Linked DNA regions of Mus musculus: region 2 is linked to region 1. A link is a loop called in an ENCODE intact Hi-C map of the cell type or tissue named here. Cell type or tissue: left cerebral cortex. All regions are shown on one strand. Links, peaks and the distances in the headings refer to the core of each region. The heading gives the core; the rest is flanking DNA. Region 1 overlaps Ptprk (protein tyrosine phosphatase, receptor type, K). Region 2 overlaps Themis (thymocyte selection associated).

What was found. Hi-C counts contacts between places; a loop is a spot of excess contacts. Peaks named below come from ENCODE experiments on the same cell type or tissue, not always from the same donor. Only the 100,000 strongest peaks of a DNase experiment are listed, where the experiment ranks them.
Region 2: it touches region 1 in a loop (6-fold over the local background); 26 of 42 quality-filtered maps call a loop at or near these places.

What each region holds. Positions count from the first base shown.
Region 1 is chr10:28,490,231-28,495,622 of GRCm38, forward strand. It overlaps Ptprk (protein tyrosine phosphatase, receptor type, K), which reads left to right. Exons shown (of 32, transcript NM_008983.2): 12 at 2,684-2,957. Among named protein-coding and RNA genes, the nearest start is that of Themis, 180 kb to the right of the region's middle. In left cerebral cortex, for the core only: a CTCF peak has its summit at 3,263; DNase peaks (open chromatin) are centred at 2,767, 3,191 and 3,537; H3K4me3 peaks cover 344 bases; H3K27ac peaks cover 1,088 bases.
Region 2 is chr10:28,727,418-28,732,809 of GRCm38, forward strand. All of the region lies in intron 2 of Themis (thymocyte selection associated), which reads left to right. Among named protein-coding and RNA genes, the nearest start is that of Themis, 62 kb to the left of the region's middle. In left cerebral cortex, for the core only: a CTCF peak has its summit at 2,939 (motif pointing left); DNase peaks (open chromatin) are centred at 2,898 and 3,751.

The DNA of each region.
Region 1 (5,392 bases), core at 313-5,312:
CTGGTTGCTTTCCATGGATCTCCATCACCAAATATCACATCCTATGGTTGAAAAGATTTCACATGTGAACGGTGGACGGGGTCCCAGACATTTGGTCATTACACAAGAAGGAAGAATGGAAGGCACATGGAAAATTTAATAGGGCCTCATATCTCTCTGCCTCAGGTTTTTAGTAGTAGTAACAACGGTGTGCTTCATTTCGTAAGTCATCTTTATTAGTAAATAAAAGATTAATTAAAAGGAAAGCCCATGTTAATGTGGGAAATTTACATATTTTATACACCTCATAGAGTCATCCCTTCTGTAAATTTTCTCTTTAAATGAAATATGTGAAATCTTTAGCTCGGTCTAGCCTGTTGATTATCTCAGTTGGAGCCAGGCTTAAGGTTCTAAAGTGCAGAATGAACTTGCCTCTCTTCCCTTCTCTCCCCCAGTAACAGTTTGCTTTGCTCCACATAAGTCTGGAGAGCCCCAGGCTGGGTTGCATAGCTCCTGAATTTAATTGAAATGGAAAAACCATGAAAGTAGAATGTTAAATATGTCAAATGAATGGAATGAATTAAGAGTTAGCATACACTAGATTTTTTTTGAGATGTATGAGATAATTAAGAAGTTGGGTTTTTTAGAGATTAGTTTCCATTATTTAGCTAAGATAGATAATCACCATTCTGTTTGTTAGAGTAGGTGCATAAACGTAAATTTTTCTGGAGAGTGTAATACATCTATTAATTTTTGTGTAGCTGTATACACAGGGCACAGAAGTATATAACATATAATTATGGATAATAAATTCAAAATAAAATAAGGATTAGGTCTACCTAGCATGGCATATGGCAACTAAGCTCTTTTCTTCTTTGGGTCTTCAGGGTCTGTCTGCTTGCTAGTTCCTATATTGTCCATAGTAGACAAATGCTTGTCCCCTGGATGAGGCAGAAATCAGGCATCTTGTCAGTAGCTTTGCTCCAAGCGTGGTGACCCAACTTGGCAGAGGTACAGTTTCCATAGTGTAAAATAACAGATGTCTGCCTTGGTCACAAGCTCAAATCTCAGTTTCTGCCATTGATATCATCTATGTCCTTTTTCAAAAGAGAAAGAAATAGGCAGCAGCCTTTTGACATGTTAGCAGTACTTTAACAGGAAAACAAACAGAAACTTCAATATTAAAGAAGAAAGTAAAACTCTAAATAATATCATCTTTTCTTTGAGGCTGTGGAGTCTCTTGCTTGTAAGTATAATGGCTCATATTTAAATTGGAATGTTGCTTTAAACCCTGAATTTCTTTCAATCTCCTAGATGCACACTTGATTTTCTCTCTTGGTCTCTCTGGAAATTCCTTAACAAAAAGCACTGTCTTGCATCTTCCACCCTACTACAGACCTATTGAATGCTGGCTGTCATCCCTCTCTAGAAAGCCTGGATCACATTTTAGAACAGTGGTTTGAAGCCTTCCTAGTGCGGGGCCCTTCAATTCAGTTGTCATGTTCTGGTAACCACGCCCCCTAAACATGAAGTATTTCCATTGCTTCTTCATAACTGTACATTGCCTACTGTTATTAATCATAATAAAAATATCTGACATGCAGGGTATCTGATGTGTGACCCCTGTGGGAGTCACAAACCACTGGCCTAGATGAAATATATTTGCTTAAAGTCTCAAGATTTTTACATAGAGACCTCACCCACAACTTATTCTCACTGAATTTAAAAGCCACAGTGAATTTCCTTCAGTTTTCAACAATTCTAAAATATATTAATTGTTTGTACATTCAAAGTATGGAAAATATATTAGTAGTAATGGCAAACTTTTAGATAATATTTACCTAGATTATTTCACTTGAGACATTTTCCACAAAGGAAGGACATTATTGACATATGAATTTGAGAACCTTACAAATAAATGATCACATAAATCTTTATTTCAAATTTGTGGGGTTTCATTTACCTTACAACATAAAAGCTGTTGTGGAAAAGTTCTAATGTATTTAAGAAAAGGATTCCCAATTCAGGTTGGAGTTTTAATAGGCCAAATGCCATCTGTCTCTCCAATTTGTAACATTTTATTATTAACAAGCCCTGAAGAAGGAGCCAGTCTATTTCTGTTGTGGGGACAGATTTGTGTCCATCTGTGCCCGCCCTGTCGCATGTCACTTGTGCTTCGGATCTGCATAGCTGTGAGGCAGTAGAGATGCAGGCGAGGTCAGGAGGTGGAGAAGCCTGTCAGCGCCTCGAGTGTCCAAGCCTGTGACAACTGCAGACCGTAGCTTCCAATGCCTCCTGGAGGCCACCATTCTGTTGGGCCTTGGAGCTGCGCCTTCCCTGATGTAATTTCACGAGAAAATGTTAACTTTTTCTATTTAAAAAAAAAAAAAAAAAAAAAACTAAGACAAAGAACTTAATCTATGATATGACTCTGGTTAAAGCCAGGTCCTTATTAGAGAGGCTTAGTTTTCGGTCTTTGAAAATGTGAACCATTTTAAGGTGATTTTTCTTACTTGTCTTAGTTCCTTGATAAGCTCACCACTGTGGCAGCAGAACTCTCGAGACACCATTTTATGGGAAAGGGGCTTAATGATGGTTACATGCACTGGGAAGCCGCCTGCCCACTCTGAACCTCCTGTTCCTTTCTCCAAACATCTTAATATGTTAGATACTAAGTGTGAACATTTCTTTCTTTCCCCCAAAGTGCTTATCAAATTGTTGTGGAGCAGCTACACCCACATCGAACGAAGCGTGAAGCAGGGGCCATGGAATGCTACCAGGTACCGGTTACATACCAGAACGCCCTAAGTGGGGGCGCGCCCTATTACTTTGCCGCAGAACTTCCCCCTGGGAATCTTCCCGAGCCTGCTCCCTTCACCGTGGGTGACAACCGGACCTATAAAGGCTTTTGGAACCCTCCCCTGGCCCCCCGCAAAGGATACAACATCTATTTCCAAGCGATGAGCAGTGTGGAGAAGGTGAGATTACTCTCAGATTGGATATTTTTCCCCTTGATCTTAAGTAAAGCTGTGGCTATATTTTATAAACACTCAGTGGCGTTTGTCAAGGAAAATTGAAAAAGAAAACAAAGGGAAAGAAAATGGATGTGTAGTGCTTCTGTTGCCAGCTCTTGCAAGTTGACTGAAGGACTGAGGCTGAGAGCCAGCAGCATTTCACAGGATTCCTGTTTCCTAGTAACTGCCTTAGCTCGCGCTTTCTTCAGGAATGCCCACAGTGCAACTGTGAACAAAGTGATTTGAAAAGGTGGGTGTGCTGCCGCCAGGACTCCACCCTCAGTAAATTCCCTGCATTGTTCTGCCTCACTTGCTCAGTAGTGGCTGCTTCAAAAGATTAAATTTACTTCAGGATAAACAGAATGCGCGTTCCACACTGGGCTAATAAAGGCCTTATAAGCTTTTCAGGGGGTACATGCCAAATAATAAATAACAAGTAACAATCCTCTGATTACAAAGTAATGGGACGCCTGCGGTCCAGCTGACAGAACCTAAACAGAAGGCTGCCTGCTAAGGCTGGGTGCTGAGCCATTACTGAAGTTGGCTGGCCCTGTCCCTGGCTGCCCCTCCTTTTCCCATTTTGGACACAGTTGTTTTTGAACACTGGGGCTGATCCCAAATGAATATTGAAGAGGAGCGCTCAGCGGGACACAAGTGAGAAACAACCTAGCCTTTTCCTCCCATGCTGTTTCCCTTTGAAAGACTTTCTTTTCTAAGACTTATTTTGTTTTTATTTATTTATTTCTATTTGAGATAAGGCAGTAGGGTAAAAAGAATATGTTGAGAAACTTGAACAATTTTCAAATCCAGACGAACACTGGCATTTTGATGGGCTTGAAGCTATGTGGGAAATGGTTGCTTATGTATAACTGAGTCTGTAAGGTGACACCTGGGAGAGGATGTAAAGTATGTGACAACCAATTGTATGAGTCATATTAGCTCTTAGAATAGTTTAATTGGAAGACAACCAATGTGTACGAGGGCCATGAGGGTGTGAGTATTGCTTTTATATGCAAGTTGTATTTTTATGCATACCAGTGTAGCCAGTGTAGAGTTATGGCAAAGAAAAGTGCCCAATACCCTTTAAATACATAGCGTACATGCAAAGGCTGTCCATAGTTAAGGAGGCTCTACTCTTCTCACTCTTCTTTACCATCCACACCACCTGCTATGACCAAATGCCTGGCTAGAAGCAGTTTAAGAGAGAAAGGGTTTGTTTGGATTACCAGTTGAGAGTTACTTCTCTGGAACAGGAGGCAGGGCAGAGAGAGTAGGTAGGAAGTGAGCGGTCATAGCAGTCTTCATGCAGAAAGTAGAGAGCTAAGAGTCCTGGTGTTCTGCCTAACCTCTCTCTCTGTCTCTGTCTGTCTCTGCCTCTCTCTGCCTCTCTCTCTGACCTGGGATCCTCATCCTATCATTTTTGAAAGGTCTTTCTGCTTCAGTGAATTTATAGATAATGCCCAACAGACCTTCCCATAGGTTTGTTTCATGGTAATAATTTCCATCAAAATGACATTCAAGATTAACAACCCATCTTGTATACACACACACACACACACACACACACACACACACACACACACACACACACCTATTTTAAAAGTAATTGACTAATTAGGTTGCTCCAAACAGAGACATGGTAAAAATTAGTAGCCCCACCTAAATACAAATAGCACACAGGTAGAAGAGGGTTCTAGATTTAAATTTTTGTCTTTAGAGACGTGAGAATTTCCAAATTAACTCTGTTCACCTGTCTGTTGTGTTGTAAGAGTGAAGATGAATGTATGTACATACAGGGGATTTTCTCTAATACCATCATTTGACCAAAGTTTAGCAGCATTCTCAACCTGTAGGTCATGACAGTTTGGGGGGGGCGGGTCAAAAGACCCTTCCACAGGGTATCATGTAAGACCAGTATAAAGCACAGATATTTACATTAAGATTCATAGCAATAGCAAAATCACAGTTATAAAGTAGCAACAAAAATAATTTTATAATTTTACCGCAATTGCACGACATGCGGACCAGTAGTAAAAGGTCACACAGATCAGCAATACACTTCCCATTGCCGACACAGAGCTTTAACGTGGATGAGCCTCATACCAGTAGAGTCTGGTAATGCCTACAGAGAGTCAACTGGGACTACTCTCAGGAAATCAGAATATCTCAAGATCTACACAGGAGCACGATAATCGCTGGTCCCAGTGAAGAAACAGAAGGACCTGTTCCTCTCCCAGTTCTTTAGTTTACATACTTTCAAAGTAATTTCTTGAGAAGGAATTGTATGCATATTGCTTTATTTCTTATCAACATATAAAACCACTGAAGATAGATTTATAAAATGCTTCTTAAAGACAGCCTCGTTTTTCAGAAAAAAAAAAAAAATGTGAAACCTGGCT
Region 2 (5,392 bases), core at 335-5,334, 240 kb after region 1:
ACAGCAATCTTTTAACATGAAGGTCACTGCAGGTAACAAACCCATCAACCAATGGCCGTGGTTGTAGCTCAAAATACTCTTTATTTATAAAAAGGAGTGGCTAGCAGGATTTGGCTAGTCAAGTTATTTGTTGATATGTGCTCTGCACTACTAATTTCCAGTCTTCATAGTTCTATCACCATACACATTGAGGATAAATTAAAAAACCTGTCAATTGGATGAATAAGAGAGTAGCGAATGAAAAATCACAAACGCATTACAATATAATATGCTTTACAGTATGATTAACGTATGCCTGGGCTATGTGAGAAGCTGCATAGGATCAGTAGGTCATGTTACAGAACATGAATTTTGTAGTTCTACAAGCAATTTCACCATGTTTTGATTGAATTACCTTGGCATGTTATTTTTTTTCCACCGTATGTAAAGTTAAATACTGGTATTCCTACTTGTCTCCTGGTGCCTTTGTGGAGGATATTATCAAAACATAATTAAAGTGCTTGCTATGGCATCTGGACTATAGCAACATTCATAAAAATGGTGATAACTTATATTACTGTTATTAAGATTCTTATTGATATCATTGGGGAAGTAGAAAATGCTTTTCAGAGAATGTTATAATTGACCTGATGTTTGGAGAGTAAAAATAAATTGGTTATATTAATGAGAAGATTCTTGCAAGTGCTCTAATTCTCTGTCCCTTTGAACCGAAAGCTTACCCATTTTTTTTATATCCTTCCTGGTCTTTCAAAATGATGGCTGGTTTTCAAGCTTGGCTGCACAGTGACCTCATCTAGGGAGATTAGAAAGTCGTGATGCAGGAGGTATCATGATTTATTTGGGCAAAGTCTGGTCATGAAGATTCTTCAAAGCTCCCAAGCTAGGACTAACATGAACCTGAGGCTGGGAACCATGGCTTTATAGACAACATTCCTAAGTAGCAAAGTTAGATGTAATTGCTCTCCTCATATGTATATGTGCATGTGAATGCATATGTGAACGTGTGTATATATAATACACATACATATACACACATGTACATATATACACATGTATATATATTTATGAATGTGTGTGTGTGTGTGTGTGTGTGTGTGTGTGTGTGTATGCGCAGGGTTTCACTATGTAGCCCAATCTGGCTTGGAACTTCCTTTGTAGAACAGTCCTCAAACACACAAAAGAGTGCCCGCCTCTTCTTCCAAAACGTTGTGAGTAGAGGCATGTGCTCTCACCCCAGGTTAAGTACTTTTATGCCTTTATTATTTCACTTATTGCTTTTTACATGTATTTGGAGTTAGTTTTGTGTTTGTTGGAGTAGCGTGATCTAATAGATAACAAGGCGGCTAAGAGCAAAAGCAAAATCATTTATCACTGTAATTCTCAGTACAGAATAAACACTCACTAAGTTTAAATGTTCAGAATTTTCAGATAGAGGAATCGTTTCTTATTGGATTAGTGAAAACACCTGGGTAGTGGCTGAAGTCTAAGGTCATCACTATCTGGAACTTCCTTTGGGCTGGGGTTAGCGTGATGTCTTTGTCATTAATTGGGTAAGAGTTTAAAGGTGTTTACAGGTGAGCCTTCTTGTAAGGGTCAGAATTAAAGCAGAGGTGATGAAGGACGATGAGAGAATGCTCTCTTCCGAAAAGACTCCAGGATCCTACATAAATGTTTCCTCTTCATTATCACTAGGGGAAAAGACCAGAATCAAGTCCTTTATCACAGATCTCAACAGTAACATATGCCTTTTCCACGTTAAAACCTTTCATTTAAATTCCAATTATATTTTAAAATTTTAAAGCCCCGTGGCACTTTTAACACATGTTTTTATTGGTATATATTTATTATGCATAGTGATAGGCTTCATTCCCGTGACTCTGTCATGTACTTTGGATACATTCACTCTCCTTTCTTTTCTAATCTCTCCCGTTTTCCCATTCATTCCCATTTCATGTCGACTCTTGCTCCTTCATTAAAATATGATTGCACATATATGTACACCCTATGTCATTTTACATATATGTGTGAAAACCTAGGATCCACAAGTAAATGAGAAATGGAAACAAGTGATATCACCATCATCTTTAGCTGTGCCTATTTTTTTCGGCAAGTGTTATAATGCAATCCTTTATGGTTAAATAGAGCACCACTGTGCACGCACAGCACAAGTTCTTTATCAGTTCTTCTGTGGATGACTACTTGGGATGATTCCATAACTTGACTTCTGTGGACAGTGCAGCAACAAACATACAGATGACAACATCTCTACAGGATGTTCATTTATAGGCTCTGGGCTTGTAGCTCGAGTTGATGTATTTGGGTCATATGCTCGTTCTCCTCTTAGCTTATTGAGGAACTTTCATATTTATTTCTATGGGGCTGTAATAATTGATATTTCCATGCCAGAATTTGCTGTGATTTATCTTCTTAATGATAATCATTCTGGTGGGAATAAGATTGAATCTTAATGCTGTATGACTTTGTAATTTTTGGATGCCCAAGGATTTTGAACACATTTTCTGAAAACTGTTAGTTACATTGGTCCATTTATTGAGTAAGTTGTTCAGATATTTTGAGTTCTTCATGTAGTCTAGATTCTAATCTTCTGTGTGACTATCAAAGATTTTCTTCTAAAGTTGTCTGTTCACCAAGTTGTTCTCGTTGCTGTTTAGAAACTTATAAATTCTGTCACATTTCTTAAAGCTTCAAAATTCCTTTTTTTTTTTTTTTTTGTGACAGAACCAAACTAGGGGAATAAAAGATATCTATAATGAAAAACTTTAAACACTCAATAAATTCATGAAAAAGACGCTAAACAGTGTAGAGATGGCTCAGGGGTTAAGAACACTATCTGCTCTTCCCAAAGTCCTGTGTTCCCCAGCAACCACATGGTGTCTCACAATCATCTATAATGATATCTGGTGCCCTCTTCTGGCCTGCAGGCATACGTGCAGCCAGAACTCTATTATATATATATATATCTTTTTAAAGACACTAAACAACAGGAAGATACCCCCAAAGTATTTTAAACATCTTGTTTTATTTGCTTAACTCTTCAAATTTCCTCTTATGGTTGATTTCTAATTCAATTCAATTATCAGAGGACATACTTTCTGAAATTCAAATTTAAAAATATACTAATACTTGTTTTTATACTCTGTATAGAAGAATATATATTCTACCATTATAGAAGTCCATTAAAGATACTTGTTCATTTATAGAATTATTTACACCACCTAGGTGATCTTTTCTACTTGATCTTTCACAACAGCATATCCATTATTAAAATCATGTATGTGTATGTTAAATAAAAATAAATAAGAGTTATCTAGGGAAAGAAAGAATAAACAGGAAAGGTTATGGGTATGAAAAGGGAGGTAAGTGGGATAGGGTCGGGGGTAGAATATGCTCATCAAAGAATATATGACGTCAAAGAATATATATCTTTTTAAAAAGAAATTTCTTCTTCTTCTTCTTCTTCTTCTTCTTCTTCTTCTTCTTCTTCTTCTTCTTCTTCTTCTTCTTCTTCTTCTTCTTTTTCTTCTCTTCCTCCTCCTCCTCCTCCCCCTCCTTTTCTCCTTCTCTTCCTTCACCTCCTCCTCATTCTTCCTGTATTATTTGGATTCCTAAAATTGTGTATTTTTTTGTTTAATGTACTTTGAGAGTCGGGGGACATGTGTATCTATATTTATAATTGCTAGTGGTTTTGAGTGGAGAGTTTCTTTTAACTTCAAGATACCTTTTATAGTAATAACATTTTAAAATGTAAATTTGGTTCCAATTTATTTTTAAACATTGTCTTGATTTGTAGCCAAGCTTGGAACTGTTTTCACAATATTCTTGCTATAGCCTACTGAGAGCTGAGATTACAAGTGTGCACCAACATGCCTTGCTATATTGTTTCTGATTTAAAATAGTTTCTTCATTTTTTTTGCTTTCTTATTTTTAACAACTAATTGTACAGGCTATCATCTACATTTTTACTCTCTACCTACTTATGTCTTTAAATTTAAAGTCTCTTTTGATACACATAGTATATGCTTTGATATTTTTCTTCTATCATATTAAGTGTGGTTTAATCATTATCTGCTTTTAGTTAATATCATAACTGATAGTAAAGAATTTAGTGCTATTGTTTTGCCACTTGTTTTTCATGTTTTTTATTTTTCATTGCTCTCTACATTTTCCATAATGAATATTTTTTAGCATTCCACTTTAGTTCCTTTGCATTTTAATAGATTTTTACATTTACATAGAGAAGTTTTGGGTTTATAAAAAAAAAAACCTAAGTAGAAGTCGCTTTAGTGAGATTTAGTATGCAAAACACCGAAATCAACCAACCAAACATACCAAAAAAAAAAAAAAAAAAAAAAAGAAAGATGAATTCTCCCCACTCTGATTATTGGACTGAATAGTAAAAATAGTAACAGTCTGTTTATTTTTAAAAAGTACCAGATTGTCCTGCAAAATATCATTTTGTACTACTATGAACAATGAATGAACATCCCTGTTCGATGTCCTCTCCAGGAATTTTCTCTATCAGTGTCTGCATTTGGCCATTCTATACATTCAAGTCTATGATATTAAAGTCATTTTTTAAATCTGTAATTCCCAGGTGGAATATGAACTTTATTTGATGAGATACTTGAAGTTTTTTGCCCATTAAAAGCTGTGCTATGGTTTCCTTACATTATGCACTCTGTATACTTGTGATGCCCAGTTTTGATCACATTTTGCTTTGGTTAATAGTTTTTCTTAAATTTGTGGTTTGCCTTTTAATTCTCATCTTTATGGAAGTTTTTTTTTTAAAAAGTCTAATTTACCTTTTGTTTCTTTTCTAGATTGTGCTTTACAACTGTATTTAATGTTCATCTTCAAATCCAGTGCCATTTATGACTTCTTAAGTAGTTACCTGGTATTTGGGGGATTTCCTGCTCTGTATTTTGAGTTAATATTTAAAAGGTTGTATGTTCTATATTCACTTCTCGCATACAGTGGTCAAGCACCTTTTGTTGCAAACCACTGGATCAGGTTTCTTTTGTTTTCTTTAGTGGATTATACTTCTATGGAAACATTATTGCACTGTACATTGTATCACATTGTTCAGTCTTTTTTTAAAGATTTATTTATTTATTATATGTAAGTACACTGTAGCTGTCTTCAGACACTCCAGAAGAGGGCATCAGATCTTGTTATGGATGGTTGTGAGCCACCATGTGGTTGCTGGGATTTGAACTCCGGACCTTCGGAAGAGCAGTCAGGTGCTCTTACCCACTGAGCCATCTCACCAGCCCTGTTCAGTCTTTTTATCCTTTCACTATCAGCACCTTTTCTATACTGTTGTTTACTTTGTAATAAGTCTTGATGTCAGGTAACTCTTCTAAAGTTGTCC